2 separate regions of the Homo sapiens genome follow, and region 1 is linked to region 2. A link is an interaction called in ENCODE POLR2A ChIA-PET data of the cell type or tissue named here. Cell type or tissue: GM12878. All regions are shown on one strand. Each heading gives the region's core, and the rest is flanking DNA. Links, peaks and the distances in the headings are about the cores only.

Region 1 (9,108 bases), core at 3,603-6,102, 220 kb before region 2:
TGTGGTATTGTTTTTGTCTTGCCCACCACGGTCAGAGTGGCCTTGTCTGATGTTGGTGTTTTATGAAACTGTGAACAACTGTGTATGTTCAACAGTAGAACAGCATGGCCTACCTGTGGGCCAGCCCAGTTCCTAGCAACACCAAGACCCAGCTAATCATGGCTGCTGGCTGTCAGGGGCTGCTTTCCTCTTTCTCTGCTAGTTGGCCACAGGCCCTCTCCCTCTCTATCGTAATATGTGCTGCTGCAAACGCCACCCTTGGAATCGCATTGGAATTCACTTCTCTAATTGACTTCTTAATTTAATTCACTTCTCTAGTTCACTGCCCTTGGAATTGCATTGGAATTCACTTCTCTAATTAAAGACTAATTAGTTACAATTGTGATACATGCTAGCGGAGAAAACAGAAACCTAATTGTGGGAGTAGGGAGAAGGGGAAATCAGAGCTGGCTTCTAGGTGGAGGTGACTTTTAACCTGGGACTTAAAGAGTAGGAATTAACCAGAAATGGCAAAAAAAAAAAAAAAAAAAAAATCAATCTTGGTCAAGTGATCAATTCAATGAATATTGACTGAGGGCTTGCTATGAGCTCTGTGCTAACAATCCATGGGCTGTTTTGTTTACTTTCACAGCCCCCTGATTATGTAATGAGAGCTAACAGTGACAGCTCGAAATGGCTTCCATGTAGGAGCCCACTGAAGCCTGGCTGGAACCATCAGAGATGAGTTCTATCATCACTTTCATTTTACTATTGTGGAAATGGAAACACAGTGTAAGTAACCTGCCCAAGGTCACATGGTCAGCAAGTGGTACAGCCAGGATATGAACCCAAGCAGTCTGTCTCAGGACCCCAGACTCTTCATTACCAAACCCTGTCCCCTGTTTATTTTTTTATTTTTATTTATTTTTGAGATGGACTCTCGCTCTGTCGCCCAGGCTGGAATGCAATGGCACGATCTCCACTCACTGCAGTCTCTGCTCACTGCAACCTCCACCTCCCAGGTTCAAGCGATTCTCCTGCCTCAGCCTCCCGAGTACCTGGGATTACAGGCACCTGCCACCATGCCCGGCTAATTTTTGTATTTTTAGTAGAGATGGGGGTTTCACCACATTGGCCAGGCTGGTCTCGAACTCCTGACCTTGTGATCCACCCACTTCAGCCTCCCAAAGTGTTGGGATTACAGGCACGAGCCACCACACCCAGCCCCCTCTCTGTTTATTTTTATCCTCACTTTGAAATGAATGTAATGTAATTTGCCATGGTCATGGGGTTCCTGAGGCCTTACGCAGCCAAGATTCAAACTCAGGGACCTGACTCCAAAGCCCGGTGATTTGAAGCCATGAACTTAGAAAATGCACATGGGATATATTTCCATGAGCATCCACATGTAATTTTACAGCTCCCATATGAAAGTCCTTAAGTCACATGCCAGACAACGGGCAGCTTTCAAAGCTAGTAGGCAGATAATAAATTTTACTTTAAACCCAAGTATTATCAGGCAGAGGAGACATAGGAGAAGAGCGAGAAACGGTTTGGCTTAAGCAAGGACAAACAAGTCTGGAAAATGTCCAGATGAGGATATCTGCAGAAATCCACCATTTGGGGGGTTGGACTGTGGTCTTGAGCAGTGAATAATTCTCCAACCTGGCTGAGATCCGGAATCCCCCAGGAGCTTGTTAAAAATACAGATACCTGAGCCTCGGCTCCAGACATTCAGATTCAGGAGGTGGAGCCCGGGCACCGGTATCCTTAACAAGCTCCCAGGGGATCTTGGTCCATAGGCAGGTCTGGGAACTGCCAGTCAATGGAAACTTGAAGCACAATAGGAGGAATTGCACCCAGAAAACCAATCTAATAAGTGTAAAAAAGAAAAGAAAGCAGAATTCTGCTTGTTTAGTTGGCACAGAGGCAGGAACCATCAGGAGGAGCAGCTGAGTCAGACGGAGACAACGCAAGCTGCAGATCTCACCATCCTTTCGCCACCTGTTTATTAGACTCTACATTAATAAAAGCGATCGCTCATTGAACCCAATTTCTCCATCTCAGGCCCTTTATGTGGATTATCGCAGAATTCTCACAATAACGCAATGATGATTAGGTATTATAACCTCTTTTTACAGATGGGGACTGTTTAGTGAGAGGGAGAGTAAATGATTTGCTCACAGCCTAGGGCTGTTAGGTGGTGGATTGGGATGCGAGTCCAGCAGTCTATCTCTGAGCTTGTGGCTCCCTTCAGCACTGTGCAGGGGAGGGCTCTGTGTGCCAGGCACAAACAGGACTCCAGGACTGGCCTGAGCATTCAGGACAGTCAACAAAACTCCGGCATGGCAAGATCCAATGGTCGCAGGGCCGTGTAAATGCTAAGAGGAGGGTGAACTTCTTTGAACAAAGAAATAGAAGTGCTGGGTGCAGTGGCTCATGCCTGTAATCCCAGCACTTTGGGAGCCCAAGATGGGAGGATCATTTCAGCCCAGGAGTTCAAGACCAGCCTGTGCAACATAGCAAAACCCTATCTCTATAAATAATTTAAAAATTGGCTGGATATGGTGGCGCAGGCCTGTAGTCCCAGCTACTTGGGAGGCTGAGGTGGGAGGATTGCTTGAGCACAGAAGATCAAGGCTGCAGTGAGCCATGACTGCACTACTGAACTCCAGCCTGAGCAACAGAGCAAGACTCTGTCTCAAAAAACAAAACAAAGAAACAAGCAAAAAAACTAGGAGGACAAAAAAGGGAGCCGCTATTTGGTTGTGAGGTCAGCTTTACTGATGCATATGAGATGTGAGCAGTGTTCACACCCAAGAAATAATAAGTGCCTTGGTGCTGGGATCCAGTGGTGAACAGGAGAGGGGCTTACAGGTCAGTGATGGAGATACACCTTAAAGTCATTCCTCTATTAATCATTTAAATATGGGACATGACCTGATCTGGGAAAAGAGTGAGACGTGCAGGGAAGGGGTCTTTGAGAAAATGCCTTTAAGTCCAGCTCTGACATAAGAATTAAGGCAGTTCCAGGCAGAAGGAACAATGCAGGCAAGGTCTGAGCCTGGAGGAAATGTGGCTCATTCCAGAAACAGAAAGGAGTTCATCATGGCTGCTGCAATATAGAGGGGAGAGAAGGGGATTGTCCCCAGGAAGAATGCAGACCCTTTTTTGTGAAGATTGTCATGAAACTTAAGGCCTTGAGGTTGAGTTGGCATCAGCCAGGCCAAGGTGGGAAAGGTATTTCAGGCAAAGGAAAAAGCATCCACGAAGGCTCAGAGCCCAGAAAGAAGCAATGGCCCCAAGTAAAAAGTGTGGGCCTGGAAGCCTCCCACACGCAGGGCATCCATTTTTATATGGCTCCCATCCACTGTGAGAGGTTCTGGGATTTTGGTTTTCGAGGACAAGAAAGGAAACACTGTCCTCATGAAGAAGACCACTACGATAAGGGGCAAAACACATGTCCCAGGACTGTCCTGAAGTTCCGATGGGACCTTGGCCATGTCCCTTCCCCAAAGGCAACTTTGCTTGGTCCTGGTGCAAAATAATTAGGTCCTACCAGGCCCACTTTTAAGGGTTTTCTGGTTTTCACCTTTTCTTGGTGACTTCCTTTAAGATGGGAATGAAGATAAACTCAGGAGACAGTGGGAAGATCTCAACATACTTTTGTTAAGGTTTGTGAGGGGATCAGTTTTATTGTATTTCAAAATGTCTACTGTTTAAAAAACTCAGTAGAAACATTATTTTGGATGCATTAAGAAAAAAACCCACAAAACTTTGCTTATTGCCAAAAAAATTCAAACATCACCCTAGTAGATACCTCATAAGGGGAAAGTTGGTTTCCTTTTTATTTTTTGAAATGGAATCTCACTCACTCTGTTGCCCAGTGGGGAGTGCAGTGGCACTCTCACTGCAGCCTCTGCCTCCTGGGTTTAAGAGATTCTCGTGCCTTGGCCTCCAAAGTAGCACGGACTATAGGCGAGTGACACCATGCCTGGCCAATTTTTGTATTTTTACTAGAGATGAGTTTCACCATGTTGGCCAGGCTGGTCTTGAAATCCTGACCTCAAGTGATCCGCCTCGGTCTCCCAAAGTGCTGGGACTACAGGTGTGAGCCACTGCGCCTGGCCCTGACGTCTGATGCTCCTCACTCTTCAGCTCCAGACTATTGGGTAAACATTCTCTGAGAATAAGCTAGAAGAAACTTATGGACTCAGTCAGGCTCAGAGATGTATTGTTTGGCAACAAAGTTTTATATTTGGAAAATTTCACATTTTCAGCTTCTCTGAAAAACTGAAATATCTAACTGGCTGGATCCAAAGAACAGCTGCACTTTTGGATGAGGCATGTGTGATTTCTCTACTTCACCACAGTCCCCACCACTCTCTAACACCTCCCCCAAAGATAACTTCTCTCATTTACATTACCGCCCCATCCCTGTTCTAGAAACTTCCCTGGAATATAAGACCATATAATATGTAGGCATATGTATTTTTTTTATACTTACCTTGAGAATCTTTCTGTGACTACACACAGATCCAACTTTCCTCCTTTCCAAAGCTAAGTCATATTCCATTGTTGGAATCTTTGATATTTATTTGTTTAAATCCCTCTTTTTTATTTTATTTAAGAAACAGGGTCTCATTTGTCACCCAGGCTGGAGTGCAGTGGTACGATCATAGCTCACTGCAGCCTCAAACTCCTGGGCTCAGGCGAGCCTCCTGCCTTAGCCTCCTGAGCAGCTAGGACTACAAGTGTGTGCTATCACGCCTGGCTAATTTTTAAAATTTAATGTAGAGGTGGGGTCTTGCTATGTTGACGAGGCTGGTCTTGAACTCCTGGCCTCAAGTGATCCTCCAGCCTTGCCCTCACAAAGGGCTGGGATTACAGGTGTGAGCCACTGCACCTGGCCATACCTAACTCTCTCTTGACGTATACATACAAAGGCTCCACTTTCTCTATAGTACATGCTGTAAATGAATATCCTTGTACATTTGTTTATGAAGTTTTTTATTTTTATTTTTTTGAGACAGAGTCTCACTCTGTTGCCCAGGCTGGAGTGCAGTGGCACGATCTCAGCTCACTGCAACCTCTGCCTCCCAGGTCCAAGCAATTCTCCTGCCTTAGCCTTCCGAGTAGCTGGGATTACAGGCACGTGACACCACGCTGGGCTAGTTTTCGTATTTTTCATAGAGAAGGTGTTTTGCCATATTGGCAAGGCTGGTCATGAACTCCTCACTTCAGGTGATCCACCCGCCTCGGCCTCCGAAAGTGCTGGGATTACAGGCATGAGCCACCGTGCCTGGCCTGTTCATGAAGTTTTATAGAATGAATACCTAGCTGTAGACTTATTGGATAAATGTCTTTATGTATATTTTAAAACTAAGAAATTTTAAATTTAAGATTTGAAAGCTATCACAAAATTGCCCTGGTTATAAGAATTTATATCCCCAGAAAATGAAATCAGTGTCCTTCCTCAAGCCTTGTTTTGATTTACATTTTTGTAATTACTAAGGTGACCAAACCTCCCCTGTAAATCATCCACTGACCTTTCCACTTTGCACTTTTTTTTTTTTTTTTTTGAGACGAAGTCTGGCTCTTGTCCCCAAGGCTGGAGTGCGATGGCACGATCTCGGCTCAATGCAACCTCTGCCTCCTGGGTTCAAGCGATTCTCCTGCCTTGGTCCCCCGAGTAGCTGGGATTACAGGCGCCTGCCACCACGCCCGGCTAATTTTTGTATTTTTAGTAGAGACAGGGTTTTACCATGTTGACCAGGCTGGTGTAGAACTCCTGACCTCAGGTGATCCACCCGCCTTAGCCTCCCAAAGTGCTGGGATTACAGGCATGAGCCACCGTGTCCAGGCTCCACTTTGCACTTTTTATCTCCTTTTACTGGTTTTAGCAGTTCTTTGTATAAGAGGGATTTAGGCCTTAATCATATATGCCACAAATTTTTCCCCAAGTTGATTGTCTTTAGATTTTGCATTTTACTTCGGAAAAAGTAAAACTTCATTTGCAATCACATATATGATTCTTTTTCTTGGAGGGGGTGGTCCACAACCTGCCTCCTTTGGTAGGCATATTAATATATTTTTTAGAATCAAATGCCTTTAGCTAAGGAATACATTCTCTGTTTCCCTACAGGATCCAGTACTATCCCATAAATGGGCTACTTCATAATTTTAAAGTTATCTTCCTGCCCCTTAAGACAGGGGTATAACTGTGTGTGTAGGTGTTTGTGGGTACATTTCCTCCAGAACTTTTATGGTTTTCTTATGCACATTTAAATTTTTGACCCATCTGTAATTTATTTTTGGTGGAATGAGTGTACACAACAGAGAACAGGGATGTTTTCCTGATCAGCAGCACAAGGGGGAGGAGATACCAATGCCAGTTTATAGATTTTTTTTTTTTAACAACAACATGCTTTTTGGCCCTTTACACAAGTAATGCAAACTCAAGGATTGTACCCATACTTCCACCACCCAAAACAACCACTTTTTTTTTTATTGCAACGTATTTTCTGCCAGCCTTTTTTTTTTCCTATAGTATATAGATTTTTGTTTCAGAAATCTCTTTTTTGTCTGTTTTTTTTGTAACGTGACAACATTTATAACTGCTAACAGTTAATGTTTTAACCTAGCAGCTCCCAAACCTGGCTGGGCAGCTGGCTTCCTGGTGGAGCTTGTTAAAAATAATGAATCAGCAACCCTAGGGGGTGGGCTCTGGGAATCTATATTTTTAACAAGTTCCATGGACGTGTTTGAGACACAGCCAGGCCAATTCTGGCCGACTCCCCCATGCTCCAGCTGTACCTGTGATTGTCTGGGTCTCCGAGGTGATGGTTCTGGTGGTGGTCTGAGTCTGGGTGGCAGGCACTGTTTCCTCCGATACAAACTGGACCGTGCTGGGGGCTGCTGCGGATGTGCCTGTCAGCTGGCAGCCACTTTGCTTGTGAGCTACAAAGGCATCCAGGTTGTTAAACTGCTGCTTGCAGATGCCGCAGATATGGATGTCGGGAGTCAGCTCCACCAGCACCGTTGTGCCACCTGGAACTCCATGGGACAAAGGGAAAGTAACGGATTAATTCCAAACAGCTTTGAATTGTAATGCAGACCAGATTCATGGTAGGAAGAAAAGGCATGGTGGCAGACATGGCTGGGTAGTGGCCCAGTATCCACTCCACCTTCCTCTTCCTGCGAACTGCATCCTAATTGTGCCCTAGCAGCAAGGTATCATATTTCCACACAGAGATTTCTTGCCTTAGTTAAACTTGGGGAAAATTGGACATAATGTAAATATCTTAGAAATCTTCAGAAAATTGGCCAGGCGCGGTGGCTCATGCCTGTAATCCTGGCACTTTGGGAGGCTGAGGCGGGCGGATCACCTGAGGTCAGGAGTTCGAGACCAGCCTGGCCAACATGGTGAAATCCCGTCTCTACTAAAAATACAAAAATTAGCTGGGCATGGTGGTGTGTGCCTATAATCCTAGCTACTCAGGAGGCTGAGGCAGGAGAATCACTTGAACCCAGCAGGCAGAGGTTGCAGTGAGCTGAGATCACACCATTGCACTCCAGCCTGGGGGACAAGAGTGAAACTCTGTCTCAAAAAAAAAATAATTTTTTTTTTCAGAAAATTATGATGCATAATTTTATCCAACCACATATGCACAAAGGTAGTCTTGTATTATTTAACTTGGGGAAAATTGGAAATAATGTATAGCAACCATCCATGTGATGGTTCACGCTGCATTGTTACCCATGGGGCACTAGTGGCATTGTTTGCAAGAAAGTTCTTTTATCAAAGATAAAAGGGATGTCCTGCACTTTGCAGAACCAGCAGCCACCTCCTATCCCAACTAAAAGGTAATTGTGAAAACTGATCCTCCCGCACATTTCCAAACATACTCACCCAAAACACATACTATGAGAACCAATAGTCTAAATAATCTTGGTCCTCTACATACTTGTGAACTTCTCCAGCACACAGCTGGAGGAGTTTCTGGGAAAAGTTTGGCATTTGTGATGAAAAGGGAGCAGATGTGGCTAGCAATGTGCCCCTTTTCTTCTGGCTTTGGATGCAAATGTGATGGTGGGGCTTCTGCAGCCATCTTGTAACTATGAGAAAAATGCCAAGATCCCTATGGGCTCTGCCCTTTACTTCACTGATTTCCCTGATTCAACACTGCAATCAATCAATTCCAGATTTCATTAGGCCAGTATAATTTGGGTTTCTGCTACTTGTAGCCAAAATTCATTCCTAACTGGCAGGGACATTATTTCTTTTTCTTTCTTTTTTTTTTTTTTTTTTTTTTTTGAGACAGAGTCTTGCTCTGTCACCCAGGTTGGAGTGCAGTGGTGCGATCTCGGCTCACTGCAAGCTCTGCCTCCCGGGTTCACGCCATTCTCCTGCCCCAGCCTCCCAAGTAGCTGGGACTACAGGCACCCGCCACTACGCTCGACTAATTTTTTGTATTTTTAGTAGAGATGAGGTCTCACCTGTTAGCCAGGATGGTCTCGATCTCCTGACCTCGTGATCTGCCCGCCTCAGCCTCCCAAATCCCTCCCTGGGATTACAGGAGTGAGCCACCGCACCCGGCCGACATTATTTCTTGATACTAATCATATCAAGAATTAATACTATATTAATACCTGGAAAGCACTTAGTGTAGTATTTGGCACTGTATTAGAAGCTACTATATAAATACTTGTTCAATAAAGACATAGCGGGTAGATCATGAGGTCAGGAGAGCGAGACCATCCTGGCTAACATGGTGAAACCCCATCTCTACTAAAAATAAACAAAAAAAATTAGCCCGGCGTGGTGGCACACACCTGTAATCCCAGCTACTAGAGAGGCTGAGGCAAGAGAATTGCTTGAACCCGGAAGGCGCAGGTTGCAGTGAGCTGAGATTGTGCCACTGCACTCCAGCCTGGGCGACAGAGCGAGACTCCGTCTCACATAAAAAAAAAAAGATAACTCGTGTTTATAAGAAAATTTAGAAGAAACTTATAAAGAAGGGGAAAATCACTCAATATTTCCATCTCTGCCTACCATGAATATTATAAAATATTTTTTTCCATTCATTTTCTTTACACTTAAAAGTTGCGTAAGATGGCTCACGCCTG
Region 2 (9,108 bases), core at 2,683-5,182:
AATTTGCAATTGCAAAAATATGGAACCAGCCCAAATGCCTATCAAACAACGAGTGGGTAAAAAAACTGTGGTATATATACATGATGGAGTACTACTCAGCCATAAAAGGGAATTAATGGCATTCACAGCAACCTGGATGGGATTGGAGACTATTATTCTAGGCGAAGTAACTCAGGAATGGAAAACCAAACATCGTGTGTTCTCACTCATAAGTGGAAGCTAAGCTATGAGGATGCAGAGGCATAAGAATGATACAATGGACTTTGGGGACTCGGGGAAAAGGGCAGGAGGGGGTGAGGGATAAAAGGCTACAAATTAGGTTCAGCGTACACTGCTCAGGTGATGGGTGCACTATAATCCCACAAATCACCACTAAAGAACTTACTCATGTAACCAAACACCACCTGTTCCCCCAAAACCTATGGAAATTAAAAAAAAGAAGAAGAAAGGAATTTGAGAGGGGATTTGGGAAGGAGATGGAGAGTCACAGCCCTTGGATTTTTTCGGGGAGTGAAACATCCTCTGGATCTATCTCCATGGCTACAGCTCATCTTCAAGCTGCCCTCCTGTGTTAGCCAGATCACAGTAAGAGCTTCCTGTGTTTTCCTCAGCTTTGATGTTGTTGGGCCCTCCTGCCTTGTCTGTGCACTACAGCTAGAATCATCTTCTTAAACTTCCAATCACATGGTATTACTTCCTTGCTCTGAAATCCTTCAGCAACTTCCAGTTTCACCTTGAAGATCCCGAGTCACCATCAGCCTCTTCCACTCTGTTCTAGCCTCACTGGCTTTCTTTCTGCTCCCAAAAGAGGCCAAGTTCATCTCTGTGCCAGGGTCTTTGTACTTGCTTTTCCCTCTGACTGGAATGCTTCCCTGTTAGCCTCGCAAATGCCTGGTCTCTGCACATCCTTCACTCAAACCTTCTCTTATTGGAGAGGCTTTTTATGGGGGTTGTCAGTGCCGCTCACCATGCTTCTTTTCTGCATTGTCTGGGCATACGATGGGGTAGACCTTGCTGGCTCCCTTGTGTCCGGGTGGGGCTGGATGTCTGCTTCTGGCCAATGCGTGCTGAGTGCAAGTGACATGTATTAGTTTCAGGTTAGAGCATTTAACTGCTTGTGTGAGACCCTCCAGAGTTTTTTTGCTTCTGCCTCAGGACAATACTGTGAGGTCCTGTAATAGCTACTGTGCCAGCCTGGGTCGCTGTATCAGTTAAGAGTTTGATCTGGGAAGTAGAACCAGTTGAGTCATGTGGAGTAAGGGATTTATTAGAGGGATTAGAGCTTACACAGTTGTGGAAGTTGGTCAAGACATCTCTGGAAGATGGTTGCCTCTGTGAACGGGTTTGGGCCTGAAGTTTGTTGTAGGTGCATGAAGAAAAGCTGGATGTAAAGTGGGGAAGAACAGAGATAATTGGATGCTCTGAGGATGGCCTGGAATCCATGTCTGTCTCTCACCACCTCCACGCTCAGTGATGCTGGTGACCTGCAGAAGGAGCTGGTCTCCAGTGCCGTGGCGCTGCAGGTGCATCTGGTTCAGGACCCTAAAAATGCTGAATAAGAACACTCAGTGGGTTCCTCACATCTGCTGTCTAGATTTCACATGTTTCCCTGTGGCCAGCTGTAATCTGCAACTACACACACAAAAAAGCTCTAAGAAATGTAGTTCCAGATAAAATAATTTGCAGAGTACAAAACTGCGATAGTCTGGAGTGACTACAATGAGTAGAGTTTCCCTAACAACTTCGGATGGGCATGTAGCGTGAAGGAAAGACCAACCTTTGCTGTTTTCAGCCTCTCATACCAGGGGGTTGTTTGTTACCACAGGATAACCTGGCAATTCTGACTATTACATCTTTCCTGAGCATTGTATGTAAAGAAGTGTATCATCCTCTCAAGTTGGTCTAGACTATGCCAAGCAGCTTCTTTCTTTCTTACTACTTACTTATTACTATCCAAAATTATCTTACTTATTTGTTTGCTTTTTTAAAAAAATGTCTGCTTCTCTTCAGTAGGCTCCATGAGGATAGGGACTGATGAGTCTTACTCACTGTTGCATCCCCAGTCCCTAGGATAGTACCTGGTTTCTAACAGGTGCTCAATAAATATTTGTGGGGTGAATGAATGAATCTAGAATGGTCTGTGCTTTTCCCTTGTACATAATGGGATGTTCTGTTTGTCTGTCTCCCTGTTGAAACATGAGCTCTTTAAATGCTGGAGCCTGTCTCCAGTGGATGTCTGATTCCTTCTACATAGAAGGATCTCATCTTTGTTGAAATTAACTTGAGGAAAAACAGAAAGGCTAGAATGTAGATGCACAAATTATGCAAATGGAGGTGACAGTGAAAACCATGGGGATTGTTGTGACTTTCAAGTTGCAGACATGATCAGAGGGCTTAGGAACTCTTCTAAGGAATGCTTTAGCTTCTGTATAGAAGCCTGCCACCATGAGTGTCTGTGAGCCTGATTTTTCTCTCCAGAAAACAAGCATTGCCAAATTGATGATGGAAAACTAAACATTTCAAGCTTTAACCTTCCAAACTCAAAGAGTTTTACACAACTGTTTACTTTTATGATAAAACTGAAGAAGTTAATTTTAAAATAGTACTAGAAAATCCATGTAGCACCAAATATGGCCATGATAAAAAACAGAAATAATTTCTAAGTCTGAAAAGCAAGGATAATATTACCCCCCAGGCATATTGCCAGGTTTGTTATGGAGTTTCTCATGTTTTGACCTTTCCTTTTGCAGCTCATTCTAAGCTGATAAATACTTTATGGGCTAGTATTCAAGTACCCAAGAATACTTCTTCACTATGAATTACAAACAGGCTGGGTGTGGTGGCTCACACCTGTAATCCCAGCATTTTAGGAGGCTGAAGCGGGCAGATCATTTGAGGTCAGGAGTTCGAGACCAGCCTAGCCAACATGGTGAAACCCCCATCTCTACTAAAAAATACAAAAATTAGCCAAGTGTGGTGGTGTGCACCTGTAATCACAGCTGCTTGGGAGGCTGAGGCAGGAGAATCACTTGGACCCAGGAGGCGGAGGTTGCAGTGAGCCGAAATTGCACCACTGCACTCCAGCCTGGGTGACAGAGTGAGACTCCATCTCAAAAAAAAAAAAATTAATAATAATAATTAGGAGCAATGTTTTAGTTGCTATTTGCAATCAGCTTTTAACTATATCTGGTCTAACTTTTCCCTGTTTCTCAAAGCAGTCTGCCTCTATTAAACACTTATGTGTCTTTCATTGAAGTCTTTCCTCTAAAGCTCTGTATGCTGGTTTTTCCTGAGCAATCCTACTTTTTTAGTTCTCTTCAGAAGCATCATACCCTATCAGCATGTCTTTCTGTAATATTTTCAAACCAACATCCACTCATTGTCTCCCCTTAATTATTGTAACTATACTTTGATTTTTCTTTGGGGAACCACCTTCAGTTCACATTGCTTTTATTTTCTTTTTTTCTTTTTTTGGTGGAGGGGACAGGGTCTTGCTCTGTCACCCAGGCTGGAGTGCAGTGGTGTGTTCATAACTCACTGCAGCCTTAACCTCCTGAGCTCAAGCAATCCTCCTGCCTCAGCCTCTTGAGTAACTGGGACCACAGGCATGCACCATCATTCCTGGCTAATTAAAAAAAGTTTTTTTTTGTAGAGATGGAGTTTCAACACGTTGCCACATGCATGCAACTTGGTTCAGGTCTCTCAGATCATCACACTCCTCTGGCCACAATTGCTGTAAACATGGGCATCTGGTCCTGATCAGAGACAATGAATTATGGTGTGATAAAGCCTATCTGGATACTTCTGGGAAAGGGACTTTGTTATTCCCTCAGCTATGCACTTGTGAGGACATGCGCGGCTGTAGTCATCTTGTAGTCACGAGAAGAGACCTTGCCTCAGAGTGGAGCCCCACGGCAGACCTTTCCTTTTGCAGCTCATTCTAAGCTCATTCTCTCTCCATCTAAAGGTAGAGAGAGAGGTATCGGCACTTGGTACCATTATTTATGTCTTGATCAAATCATGCCTGAAGTTCCTACTTCTGGACTTTGCAGTAATATGAAGCAATAAATTCCCATTATATTGAAGCCAGTTGGGTTGAGTTTCTGTTATTTGCAACCAAAGAAGTCCTAAGTGATAACACTGCTTAAGCAGTCAACTTTAGTTTTTACAGTGTAACCCAACGTACGTAGGACACAATCAGCTCATCACAGGTGTGAGAATGAATGGTGAGAAAATGGAAACTGAAAGCCAAGATGTGCAGTTGAAGAAAGGAAGAGAAATTTCAGATAGAAACCAAAGGAAGAAATAGGATCAGTGAAGACAGTGATTCTCAAACCAGGTTGTACATTGGAATAGCCCAAGGGTTTTTCATAACATTCCGGTCTGCATCCCATTCCCACGGATCGTGATTACATTGGTCTGGAGTGCAGCCTGGGCATCAGGAATTTTAAAAGTGACTGCAATGTTCAGGCAAAGTTGAGAAGCTCTGCTCTAGGAGATACTTGTGTCTGTTTTTAGGAAAAAAATAAGAAGCCAGGGGAAAGGTAACAGCTGAAGAGGCAGTAGAAGGGCTAAGGAAGCTCGATTATGTAATTACCCAAATTTGTGCTGAAAAATACTGCAGTACTGAAATATTGAGCACCACATCGGTCACTGGTAGAAAAAGTAACGTGTATGCCTTGTGTTTTCTGAGAGCTATGCCAGTGAGCTTTTATCTTTGAGAATTCTATCATTGGACCCAGTCTTAAAAGAAACTCATATCCTAGTTAGAATGATTTGATCATTCTACCATTTTGCACACTTTTTTTCTCCTTTTATGCAATGAACAATCTTGAGTGATGGATTTTAAAAATAAAATGAGGAAAATCATGATCATTAGGTTGAAGATTTAATAATAGACTCTAAAAAAGTCTTCTTGCTTTATTTTTAAATTCAGTGTTAGCTTTTTTTTTAATCAGTGTTTTTGTAAGTCTTAAATTAGTCTCAGAATGTGTTTGAATTTGTAAGACAATATCCACATAAGCTGATTTAAACACAAGTGATTGATTTTGGGGTATAGACCATAACAACTCCCTTCCCTAAAGCTCTAAGGAGACAAAGATTCCTTGTTAGAATTAAAGAAGCAATTATTTTTAAAATAATAAAATAATAAAAGAATATATTTTCTGTGGAAAATATACAAAATTTTGATTAGTAAAAAGAAGAAAAATAATCGACCTAATCTCTAGCTCTTGAAAAATACCATAATGTAATACTATTTTTCACTTGCCTTTTCTGATTAATAATAGAGAACATACTTCTAGGTTACTTTCTATTTTGTAATGATTTTGCTGTTTTAAAAATGTTTTAAGTCTTTTTGTATATGGAAGAAAATTTTATTCATGGAATTGAGAGAAAAGAACAAGGACAAAAGTAAAAATCTCCTATAATTCCATCATACAAATAAATCATTTGGAAGTATAGAGAGTCTTTTTTTAGGATTATTTTTATTTTCTTCTGTGAAACAGGAATTGTTTGTACATCTTTTTTAGCATGCTGTATCTTTAACTTAGCAATATATTGTGAACATGTTTCCAGGTTAAAATATTCTTTTTTATCAAATTTTAAAATTGAATGTGTATTATAGATGGGCCATAATTTTATTTACCCAATATCTGTCATTAAACATTTGGTTCTTTTCAGTATTTTGCCATTTAGTGTAATGTTGTAAATGAACGTTTATAGTTAAGTAATTGTGCCCATTCAGTATGATTCCTTGTATGCATCCCAGGGGTGAAATTGCTGTATCAGAGGATTCAAAGTGGAAATTCTTTGACTTTGATGTGCAATTGTAGATTAGGCAAATAAGATGGTGAAGAGATTATCAACGGTGGAGATCATCAAAGGAGAAATGACGTATTTGTAACCTCTCAAATTAAGGGCATTTCCTCAGTATCATCAACTTCTTCCCATCCTTGGTTACCACATTGAGCTTACAGACCCCAAATCGATAGGCTCCTAGCCTCACTAAATTGCTTTCTTTTGCCCAAATATACCATGTATGTGTTTAGACCTCTGTGCTACTTTATTCCACCTCTGAGAGATAGCTTTTTCACTCTTTTTCATCCTTTTCATCTTTCAACACTCATTTCATGTATTATCTTTCCTGTGAAGCCCAGGCTAAAGTTAGTCAATAGCTCCATTGTCTTCTCACAGTTCTTGGCTCTCAGTTAGCAGAGCTCTTAGAATTCCATACTGTATATCTATTCATGTCTGTCTCTTCTAGAAAACGTGAACTATGTCTTATTTTTTCTTGTCTCTGATGTGCCCATCAGTGATTAGGACTTTGCTTTCAATTGTGATCTTCAGTCTTTATTAACTGCAACCCACAGTAAGAAACAATTTTACATCATGATGTATTATATGTGTTCAACACACACACACACACACACACACACACACACACACAAAACAAAAGTTTCATGGAATAAAATTTGCCATGACAGGATGTCATGCACTCATATTTTCTATTCTATTTGTCATTAAAAATGTTCTGGTCACAGTTCACCAAATCAGTTTACCTACTAATGAGTCATGATTCTCAGTTTGCAAAATTCTACTTAGCATAAGCTCAAGTACTGTTTGTTGATCTGAATTGCAAAACATTGGCTTATTTTGCAGCAAATCTCAGACATTATGTAATTTTATCTATACTCGATAGTGTTAAATGTATTAACATTGTTATGCAATGGATTTTTAGAGCTTTTCATTTTGCAAAACTGAAACTCTATACACATTAACCACTACTTCCCCTTCCCCTCCCCTAGCCCTTGGCAACTACTTTTCTACTTTCTGGTTCTATGATTTTGACTGCTTTAAATATTTCATATCAGTGGAATCATGTAGCATTTGTCCTTTTGTGACTGGGATTTCATTTAGAATAATGTCCTTGAGTTTCATCCATGTTGCAGCATGTGACTGGATTTCCTTCATATTTAAGGTTGCATAATATTCCATTGTATGTATATAGCACATTTTCTTTATTCATCTATTGATGGACATTTGGGTTGCTTCCATTTCTTGGCTATTGTGAATACTGCTGCAGTGAACATGGGTGTACAAATATCTTTTCAAGATCCTGTTTTGAATTCTTTTGAGTATATCACCAGAAGTGGGATTACTGGATCATATGGTAATTCTGTTTTTAATTTTTTGAGGAACCTCTTTACTGTTCTCCATGATGACTACACCATTTTCCATTTCCACTCACAATGCACAAGGGTTTCAGTTTCTCTGCAACATCGCCAACACTTATGTTCTGTTCTTTTGACAGTGACCATCCTAATGGATGTGAGGTGATGTCTCAAGGTGATTTTGATTTGCGTTCCTCTTATGATTAATGATGTGGAACATGTTTTCCTATGCTTATTGGCCATTTCTGTATCTTTGGAGAATTGTCTATTCATGTCCTCGATCCATTTTTAAATTGGGTTATTTTTGTTGTTTTCTCCTTGTTTCTTGATATATGCTCTGAATTGAATTATTAAACTGTGATTCGAGCATCTTACTTTGGCCTGTGAACCATTGTATTCTGTGACCTCTGGGTTAGCTTGCCTGGCAGTTTTCTTGGAGGTTTCTATTGCATCACGGTAATTGCCCACACGTCTTCTTCTTCTTTTTTTTTTTTTTAACTTTTAGATTCAAGGGTACATGTGCAGGTTTGTCATATAGGTACATTGCATGTCATGGAAGTTTGGTGTACAGATTATTTCATCACCCAGGTAATAGCATAGTACCCAATAGGTAGTTATTTGATCCTCTCCCTCCTCCCACCCTCCACCTTCAAGTAGGCCCTAGTGTCTGTTGTTCCCTTCTGTGTGTACACGTGTACTCAGTGTTTAGCTCTGACTTGTAAGTGTGAACATGCAGGATTTGGTTTTCTGTTCCTGCATTAGTTCGCTTAGGATGATGGCCTCCAGCACCATCTATGTTGTTGCAAAGGACATGATCTTGTTCTTTTTATGGCTATGTAGTATTCCATGATGTATATGTACTACGTTGTCTTTATCCAGTCTACCACTGATGGGCATTTAGGTTGATTCCATGTCTTTGCTGTTGTCCACACATCTGAGATGCAACCTAATTTTAAGATCATGCTTGTAACTTTTTTTTTTTAAAAATACACTAATTCTGGACTCTGTCAGTTACTGGACTAATTTCCTCCCCACACCCACCTCTACTTCCCTTCTAAAACAATGCTAATTTTGTTCAGATGTCCATGCCTTCCACATTAGCTCAGTTGCCTCAAGGGAAGCCAACCCCACTCCAGTTTTTCAGTACACCCTGATTGGTGTCAAGAATTCCCATTCAGATTCCCCTTGCCAGTGACTGGCTTGGGGGAATGACCACTTGGTAAATCCTGGCTAATGAGTTGTGGAGGGAGATCTACTGGGATTGGGGTTTTCTGGGAAAGTGTTGCGAAGAGAGACTGCACAGTAAGAGGAAGTCTCCCTTCTTTCCCTATATATTGGGCCAGGAAGTGACACATGCAGTTGCTACAGCCATCTTGCCAATAGCTCCAGGAAGATGTAGAGGGAGGGCGGAGTCTACCTCGCTAATATAGACATCCCTAAGCTACTGAATCTACTACCCCAGAGCCCCCATTACCTCTTATCTTTATGATGTTAAAGTTTTTTCCTTCTTGAAACCAGTTTGTCTAAGTTTTCATTTCTTGCAAATGAAAGCATCTTTCATTGAGTCACTTGCCAAAAGTTATAATTTAAATCACTTTAACTGGTTCTTCCTTTCTTTCTTTTTTCTTTTTTTTTTTTTGAGATGGAATCTTGCTCTGTCTCCCAGGCTGGAGTGCAGTGGCACGATCTCAGCTTACTGCAACCTCTGCCTCCTGGGTTCAAGCAATTCTCCTGCCTCAGCCTCCTGAGTAGCTGGGACTACAGGCACATGTCACCATGCCTGGCCAATTTTTTTGTATTTTTAGTAGAGATGGGGTTTCACTGTGTTGGCTAGGATGGTCTCAATCTCTTGACCTCGTCATCCACCCTCCTCGGCCTCCCAAAGTGCTGGGATTACAGGCATGAGCCACTGCGCCTGGCCTTAACTGGTTATTTC

The links. Peaks named below come from ENCODE experiments on the same cell type or tissue, not always from the same donor. Only the 100,000 strongest peaks of a DNase experiment are listed, where the experiment ranks them.
Region 1: POLR2A ChIA-PET joins it to region 2 with 5 read pairs; 4 of 35 experiments call an interaction of 5 or more read pairs at or near these places.

The regions. Positions count from the first base shown.
Region 1 is chr20:52,180,037-52,189,144 of GRCh38, forward strand. It overlaps ZFP64 (ZFP64 zinc finger protein), which reads right to left. Exons shown (of 6, transcript NM_018197.3): 2 at 6,796-7,035. Among named protein-coding and RNA genes, the nearest start is that of ZFP64, 7.2 kb to the right of the region's middle. RefSeq lists an enhancer at 6,500-7,001. In GM12878, for the core only: no CTCF peak of the experiment used is centred there; no DNase peak of the experiment used is centred there.
Region 2 is chr20:52,398,948-52,408,055 of GRCh38, forward strand. The region is part of intron 4 of LOC105372666 (a long non-coding RNA gene); the gene reads left to right. Among named protein-coding and RNA genes, the nearest start is that of ZFP64, 210 kb to the left of the region's middle. In GM12878, for the core only: no CTCF peak of the experiment used is centred there; a DNase peak (open chromatin) is centred at 4,231.